2 separate regions of the Homo sapiens genome follow, and region 1 is linked to region 2. The links are chromatin contacts, found by Hi-C or POLR2A ChIA-PET in ENCODE. All regions are on one chromosome and are shown on one strand. Each heading gives the region's core, a stretch centred on a gene start or an enhancer-like site at or near the end of the contact. The rest is flanking DNA. Distances are from core to core; before and after follow the strand shown. Region 1 overlaps LOC105374945 (a long non-coding RNA gene). Region 2 overlaps LOC105374945 (a long non-coding RNA gene).

What was found. A loop is a pair of places that touch in the nucleus more often than their neighbours do. ChIA-PET counts read pairs that join two places held with the same protein, here RNA polymerase II (POLR2A). Pooled maps may share reads with other maps.
Region 1: a loop to region 2 is called in a map of GM12878, with 5 times the contacts of the local background. The contact joins two enhancer-like sites. A Hi-C loop is called at or near these places in 8 of 168 maps with a recorded cell type or tissue (CD14-positive monocyte, GM12878, endothelial cell of hepatic sinusoid and 3 more), 31 of 37 single-sample maps with no recorded cell type and 14 of 50 pooled maps. POLR2A ChIA-PET finds 5 or more read pairs at or near these places in 15 of 52 experiments (AG04450, B cell, CD8-positive, alpha-beta memory T cell and 9 more).

The regions. Positions count from the first base shown.
Region 1 is chr6:14,909,462-14,912,778 of GRCh38, forward strand. All of the region lies in intron 2 of LOC105374945 (a long non-coding RNA gene), which reads right to left. Among named protein-coding and RNA genes, the nearest start is that of JARID2-DT, 330 kb to the right of the region's middle. RefSeq lists enhancers at 1,162-1,221, 1,912-1,971. Within about 2 kb of position 1,355, at least 11 of the 41 ENCODE cell types and tissues checked have a DNase peak (open chromatin) inside an H3K27ac peak, as active enhancers do; they include B cell, CD14-positive monocyte and GM12878, where a contact is called at or near this core.
Region 2 is chr6:14,875,459-14,878,730 of GRCh38, forward strand. LOC105374945 (a long non-coding RNA gene) reads right to left here. Exons shown (of 5, transcript XR_007059473.1): 3 at 1-812. Among named protein-coding and RNA genes, the nearest start is that of JARID2-DT, 370 kb to the right of the region's middle. RefSeq lists enhancers at 315-384, 405-464, 1,247-1,747, 1,528-1,717. Within about 2 kb of position 1,818, at least 13 of the 41 ENCODE cell types and tissues checked have a DNase peak (open chromatin) inside an H3K27ac peak, as active enhancers do; they include B cell, CD14-positive monocyte and GM12878, where a contact is called at or near this core.

The DNA.
Region 1 (3,317 bases), core at 105-2,604, 34 kb after region 2:
GATCCTCTTGTAACTTGAGTTCAAGGCTACAGTGAGCTACAGTGAGCCACGTTCACACCACTGAATTCCAGTCTGGGCAACAATAACAACAACAACAAAATATAAATGGATGCTAAAAATAATGGATAATAGTTTGTTGAGAAACAGAATACTTGTATAGTCTGGAATTATCTCCCCACATTGTACTTATTAATTGCAAAGGGAAAAATAATAATTTTACAATATAGAAACCTGGTAGACGAATAAAGTGATCAAAATCTATCCTCTATAATGAGACAAACTGACATTATAAGTCTTCTATATAAAACACTGAGAAGTGCTTTAAATCTTTGATATAAAACATGACCCTGACCAGGCATAGTGGCTCACACCTGTAATCCCAGCACTTTGGAAGGCCGAGGTGGGTGGATCACCTGAGGTCAGGAGTTCGAGACCAGCCTGGCCAACACGATGAAACCCTGGCTCTACTAAAAATACAAAAATTAGCCAGGTGTGAGGGAAGGTGCCTGTAATCCCAGCTACTCAGGAGGCTGAGACAGGAGAATCACTTGAACCTGGGAGGCGGAGGTTGCAGTGAACAGAGATCATGCTGCTGCACTCCATCCTGGATGACAGAGCGAGACTCCATCTGTTCTGTAGATCTGAAATTAGTTCAAAATGTAGATGTTTAGGAAATAAATTAACTGAACCCTGATTCATGGATGTATTATGATTTTCTCATTGTATAGACCTGACACAAATTAGGTACATTCTATGGCACATCTCATTTAGGGAAATTAAAGGGAAAAAGGTACATTCGGGAAAAGGTGAGCACAGGGATGAAGACACCATCTCCATATCCCTCGGCTGCTTCATTAACAGCCTGTTATTTTACAGCGAGGCCAGTGACACCTTGTCTATGCTTGAGTTTTCTCCACAACACAAGCAAAGTATGATGAACAGTATGATGCGGTACTAGCTCCACAGTACCATGGGAACTAGCTAGAGATTTCTCACCTGCTCCTTCATGTAACCTTTTGGCTTTTTGTTCCTGTCCTCTATTTATGAAAGAAGTAAAATGATAAGAAAGCATGCACAGTTTGTGATAGTGGATTAGCAGGTCACAAGCAGGTCTGTCTACCCTCCTTCCAGGACATCCGAGTTTCACCTTTGAAATTACAATGGTGGATCTGTCCCCTCCCCGATCTAACATTTTAATGTCCTCCTTTAGGCTTTAGACATCAGTGTCCAGACGTCCTATGAGTGGAGTCTCCAGCACCCACAGAAGTGGCTCCCTGTTGTCCCTGTGGTTCCCCAAATGTCACTGCTCTTCCCCAGCAAGAATTTGGCCGTGGCTTGATCCGAAGCAGCTGTTGCATGGCGCAACAGTGCAGAACAGTTTGGGACAGGAAGTGAAAGAGACCACATCCTCTTGAAACTGCAGGGAAAGTTTATTAGGCCTCGTATCATGGCTTCACATTGTTAGGAAGTGGCAGTTGGACTCTCCTCTGCCTCAGGAGTTTGGATGAGGCATTGGTCACTGTGTTGTCTGCCTCTTGACTTTCATCTGGAGAAGAATGCCAATGCCTACCCCGGCGCTTGACCAGAAAACTCCTTAGACAGTCACTCTGAAGGCTCCTAGAAAGTGAAAATCGTGAAAACGTATTGAAGGCCTGCTATGCCTCTGTCTGAGCACTTAAAACACTTAGAATTTGAGAATCCTGGAGCCACTTAAAATTGGCCTTGGAGTCTGATATGGTTTGGCTCTGTGTCTCCACCCAAATCTCATGTCGAATTGTAATCCCCAGTGTTGGAGGAGGGGCCTGGTGGGAGGTGACTGGATCATGGGAGTGGATTTCCCCTTTGCTGTTCTTGTGAGAGTGAGAGTTCTCACAAGGTCCGGTTGTTTAAGGGTGTAGCATCTCCCCCTTGTCTCTCTTCCTCCTGCTCTGGCCGTAGAAGACGTGCCTGCTTCCCCTTCCCCTTCTGCCATGATTGAAAGTTTCCTGAGGTCTCCCCAGCCATGCTGCCTGTACAACCTCTGGAACCATGAGCCAATTAAACCTCTTTTCTTTATAAATTACCCAGTTTCAGGTATTTCTTTATAGCAGTGCAAGAACAGACTAATACAGAGCCCATTTCACCCAATCTGACAATCTAGTTGCAGACAAAACATACACACTAGCAAATATCCTTGCAGTTCCAGGCCATGAATTTAAGAAGTCAGATGTACGGTAGCAGTCGTTAAGTGCAGGAGGCACAGGAAAAGCTGTGATTATGGAAATCTTAGGACTGCCCTCCTATACCCAAAGAGAGGAAGGTGAGGAACCCTGTCCCCAAAACCTTAATTTCCAGAACAAGCCCTCCACCTGAGGAAACAGGAATTAACAGGCAACAAAGATAAAAGGGGAGATGGGTTCAGGGTCTTAGGGCTAGGGAAGGAGAGGAGCAGGTGGCAAGTTGAGAGGGAAGGTTTAATAACATGAGATTGCCTCGGTTCAACAAAGAAGCTCCTAATCTCGAAGCTGAGTCTCTTACACATGTGAGTTTTTAATCAGAGGCCCCAAAACAGTAATCAATCTGTAGTTTCCACCAACACAAATGAGACGCATGGGAAGGAAGGAAGTAGGAAAGAAGTATTGCTTTGTTTTTGGTTTGTTGGGGCTTTTTTCTTTTCTCCTCTGGTCCACCTAAATCGGTTTGTGTGCTTAGCCCATTGCCTGAGGTATTGTTTGCATTGTCTTTCTCCTCTAGCCTCCCCCAGCTACCATCCCCTTCATCTCACATCCAAAGCTCTGGATGTGGGTTCGATAGGAAGATGGCAAACACCAGCATGTACCCTAGATCAGACATAAGGAGTAGAGCCTGTCTGGCAAGCCACCAAGCTTGGCTCTCTTGGAGGTTCTGCAAAGGGAGATAAAATGTGCCTTTTGCAGTGAAATGTTTGTGGACTTTGTATCAAATTCATGGTGCAGACATCTCTGCGGGGCAGCCGGACACAAAGCAGAATCCCCGGTCCAGCTCACTGCCAAGCCCCACCTCCCACTGCGCAGCCCAGGACGGTGCAGCCCTGGCCTTCGGTGCTCACCAGAGCGGAAGAGAGCTGCTACGGGGTCTGGACATGGGGGCTGTTACCTCCCCACACACAGTGGTCAGGCAGGTGGTATGTAACAGAGGTCCGCAGGCATGGCCTGCCACCATTGCCTGCAGGCTTTCCACTTTACGTTAGCCCACATGCTAGTGATCAGCCAGTCCATGCAGTTTGGGGTCCTCTGGTTTTCAGCCTGCATTGACTTATAATCTTCCTCATTTCTGAAGCTGAGTTAACAGACTCCCTC
Region 2 (3,272 bases), core at 568-3,067:
TGGGGGCTGTAGAGGATGGGGAAAGAAGACTCAGGGACCATACCCAGGGATGGTAGTCTTAGCTCTTTGGAAATCGCCAGAGCTGATTTGCTGACTTGCACAATCCAAAGAGAAGCGTTTGATGATTTGTATCCCCATCTCCTCTGACATGACTATGGGAAGTTACATAAAGACTTCTGAGATGACGGTGCTACCAATGTTTTCCACAAAAGCACTGGGTTTGGCCATAGTTATGCTGATAAAAAGGCTGAGACATGGAGAAATATCACCACTGTACAAAAGGTCATTTTATCCTTGACGTCCCCAGGCTTCCCAGTGAGAAAGAACAGCAGTAATCATTCATATTGAGTCTCGTTTTTACTCAGCTACATCTTACCAGGCCTTCTTGAAACTGACGTGGACTCTCAGCATGGAAAGTTCCAGACTTAGGGTTTGTTTTCAAAAGAAACCAGATCTGCAGGCTAAGTAATGAAGTGTTAGGCCACAAAATACATTACCTCCCAGGAAAGCCCCTTAAACTCAGGCAAAATTCTCTCTTTATTTACTCACAGTATTTCACCAGAACTTGAAATTGTTAAAAAGTCTCTAACCAATGACACCACAGGAATGGCCCTTGGACAAGTTCTTGGTCAACCTCTGACAAACAACAGGGTGGACAGAAAAGAAAAAAAATGCACAAACCTATTTGCCAGGCCAGGTGAATGATGAGGTTTTTGTTGTTGTTGTTTCCATGTATTTGGCAGATGGTTACACCGTCATTTCTCTTCCTTTTAAAAGCTAATTCCAAATTTTCCTCTCTAGCATCCTATCACCTGAGGAAGCATGAAGACTTCAGGTGGGGGAGGAATTCAGCACCGATCGATTTTCCTTTCCAATTGGTTTTTTTAATGCAATTGATAATAACCAAAGACTTAAAAAGCCAAAAAGAAACTAATTTCAAAATGATCTCATCTTTCCACCTTGAAGACATATCACTTAATTGGAGACTCTCAAACAGAACCACACATCTGTTAACATTCCTGCATTTCCTCTATTGATTACCACAGGTCATTCCATTAATAGGAAATGGGCGAGCCAGGATATCACACTTTAATTTTTATATCATAATAGCTTGAGGATTAAGAGGAGGCCCATTTAGGAAAGGAATCACCCCAGGAAGGGGCAATTAGGAAAAGAGCAAAAAAGAGTTATCTTGCTGACCTTATCTCTATTAATTATGGAAAGTTCTCTCTCTCTCTCTCTCTCTTCAATTTTTATTTTTCTTTTTTTATGGAGATGGGATCTTGCTATGTTGCTCAGCTGGTCTTGAACTCCTGGGCTCAAGCAGTCCTCCTGCCTCAGCCTCCCAAAGTGCTGAGATTATAGGCATGAGCCACCGCACCCAGCTTCTTTCTCTGTCTCCCCCAGTCTCTCTCTCTCTCTCTCTCTCTCTCCCCTCTCAAGAGCTAATAAAACTAGTAAACAGAAAAGCCAAAGAAACTTAGGCTGCTCATGAATATTCATCTGAGGAAGGCTTCTGTCAATAAGGTGCATGGTGGGAGCTGGATTCTTCCCCTCTTCACCTAGGTTGACCAAGGGGGACATGAAGGAGCCCGTGCAAGCTCAGCCTGGGCACCCACCCATGGAAGGACAGCAGCCTCCAGGGCAAGGTCAAGCAGGAGAGGCCCCAGTCAGATTTCGATATTGAGAAGTACAACCATTTTGTGCTGTTTAAAAATACGGATGTGTAAAACCAGAGCGTAGTCATTCTTTGACATGCTGTGTGATTTTCCTACACAAATCAGAGCTTTAAAAGCCTTGGAGGGGATAAATGGAATCACAGGGCGAGTACAACAGGATACGGTGAGTCATTTCAACTTCCTGCTAAACATGAACCCTACAAAAGCTTGATGTGTCTCAGATTTTTTGCTGGGGGTTTTCCTCCTCGATTCAACCTCGGGTTTCTATGGCTTGCTCCTTCCTTCTTTTTATTTCTTTCTATGCATCACATTTGTCCTAGATCCTTCTCGGTCTATAAATAACATCATTGTGTCATGCTGGACACTGGGTTTTAAATGTCAGCATCCTGTGCGCAGCCTTACCCCATGAGATAATATGGTTTTTCTAACTGCATTCCTACAGCACTGAACTAACTGAGGTGTTCAGCTGCTAAAAATTTTCTTAAATGGTGACATTTTCATAACCCCAGGGTTAGGGGATGGGATTAAGTTAATGGATAGAATTTTCTAGAATTTTCTCAATGTTAGGCTTTTCTCCAGTAGACTTTTTTTTTTTTAGGTTTGTAGTTCTTGTGACTTCTTAAACAATGAACAAAAAGAAAAATGAAAAAGGAATGAATGTTTCTCTTGACGCAAAGAGGCAAGAATAGGATTTTTTATATTTCTGAATTAAATTTATTCTGCTTCTGATCCCCACCTGCCTAGCTGGTAGGAAATTCAGTCTCAGTCATTATTGAGGCTTCCTTCCCCCGCCGTGGCATTGTGAGTGCTATGTGGTACCAGGACTTGAATATGTGAGGAGGGAAGGAATGTACCAGGAGGTTGAGCTGTGGGGGCTGCCACTGTGGCCAACAGTCCCTCTCTCTCTGCTTCTGTTGAGCACTGGTTGCCTGGCAAGATCAGCACATCCTACTCTGAAAGAATTCAGGGAGCCCCCATGTAGCCACTGTGTCCACAGATACACCCATGGGACCCCCACCCTAACCCTACAGGCAACCTGCCACAATCCTCAGGAGGCACTTGGCACAAGAGGGACTGTCTGGGAGGAAAAACTTTTCCTCTACCCTCTTAGGTGCGGTGATTGGGGATGTGCAAACTAAACTGGCAAAAGATAGATGAGGACGAGAAAAAAAACAGATTATAATTGTATATGTACACACTGGAATTCACAAAGACTCAAGGAGTCTCAAGGAGGTGGTTAGAATTCAGGGCTTATATGCTACCCTATTAGGGGAAGGGGAGGGGCAGAGGGGCACTTCTGGGAAAACAAATGACTACTTAGAAATGGAGAAGAAATGGCACTTAGGGAAAACAAATGACTTTTTAGAAAGACAAATGTGCCCATAGGAGAATAAAAGGGAAAAATGATCTTTTTGTAACAATATCTGTTTGACTGTGGTACCAATTTCTCATTTCCAAGAAGAGAAGATTAGAATTGCTTCCAAGGAGGGGATTTATAAAAACTGAGTTCTTTTGGGAGGCTCTGCTTTTAGGCAGATAAGAGATTTCATGAACTCAAATGCCTTCAGCTCAAAATAATTTTTTTATGCCACC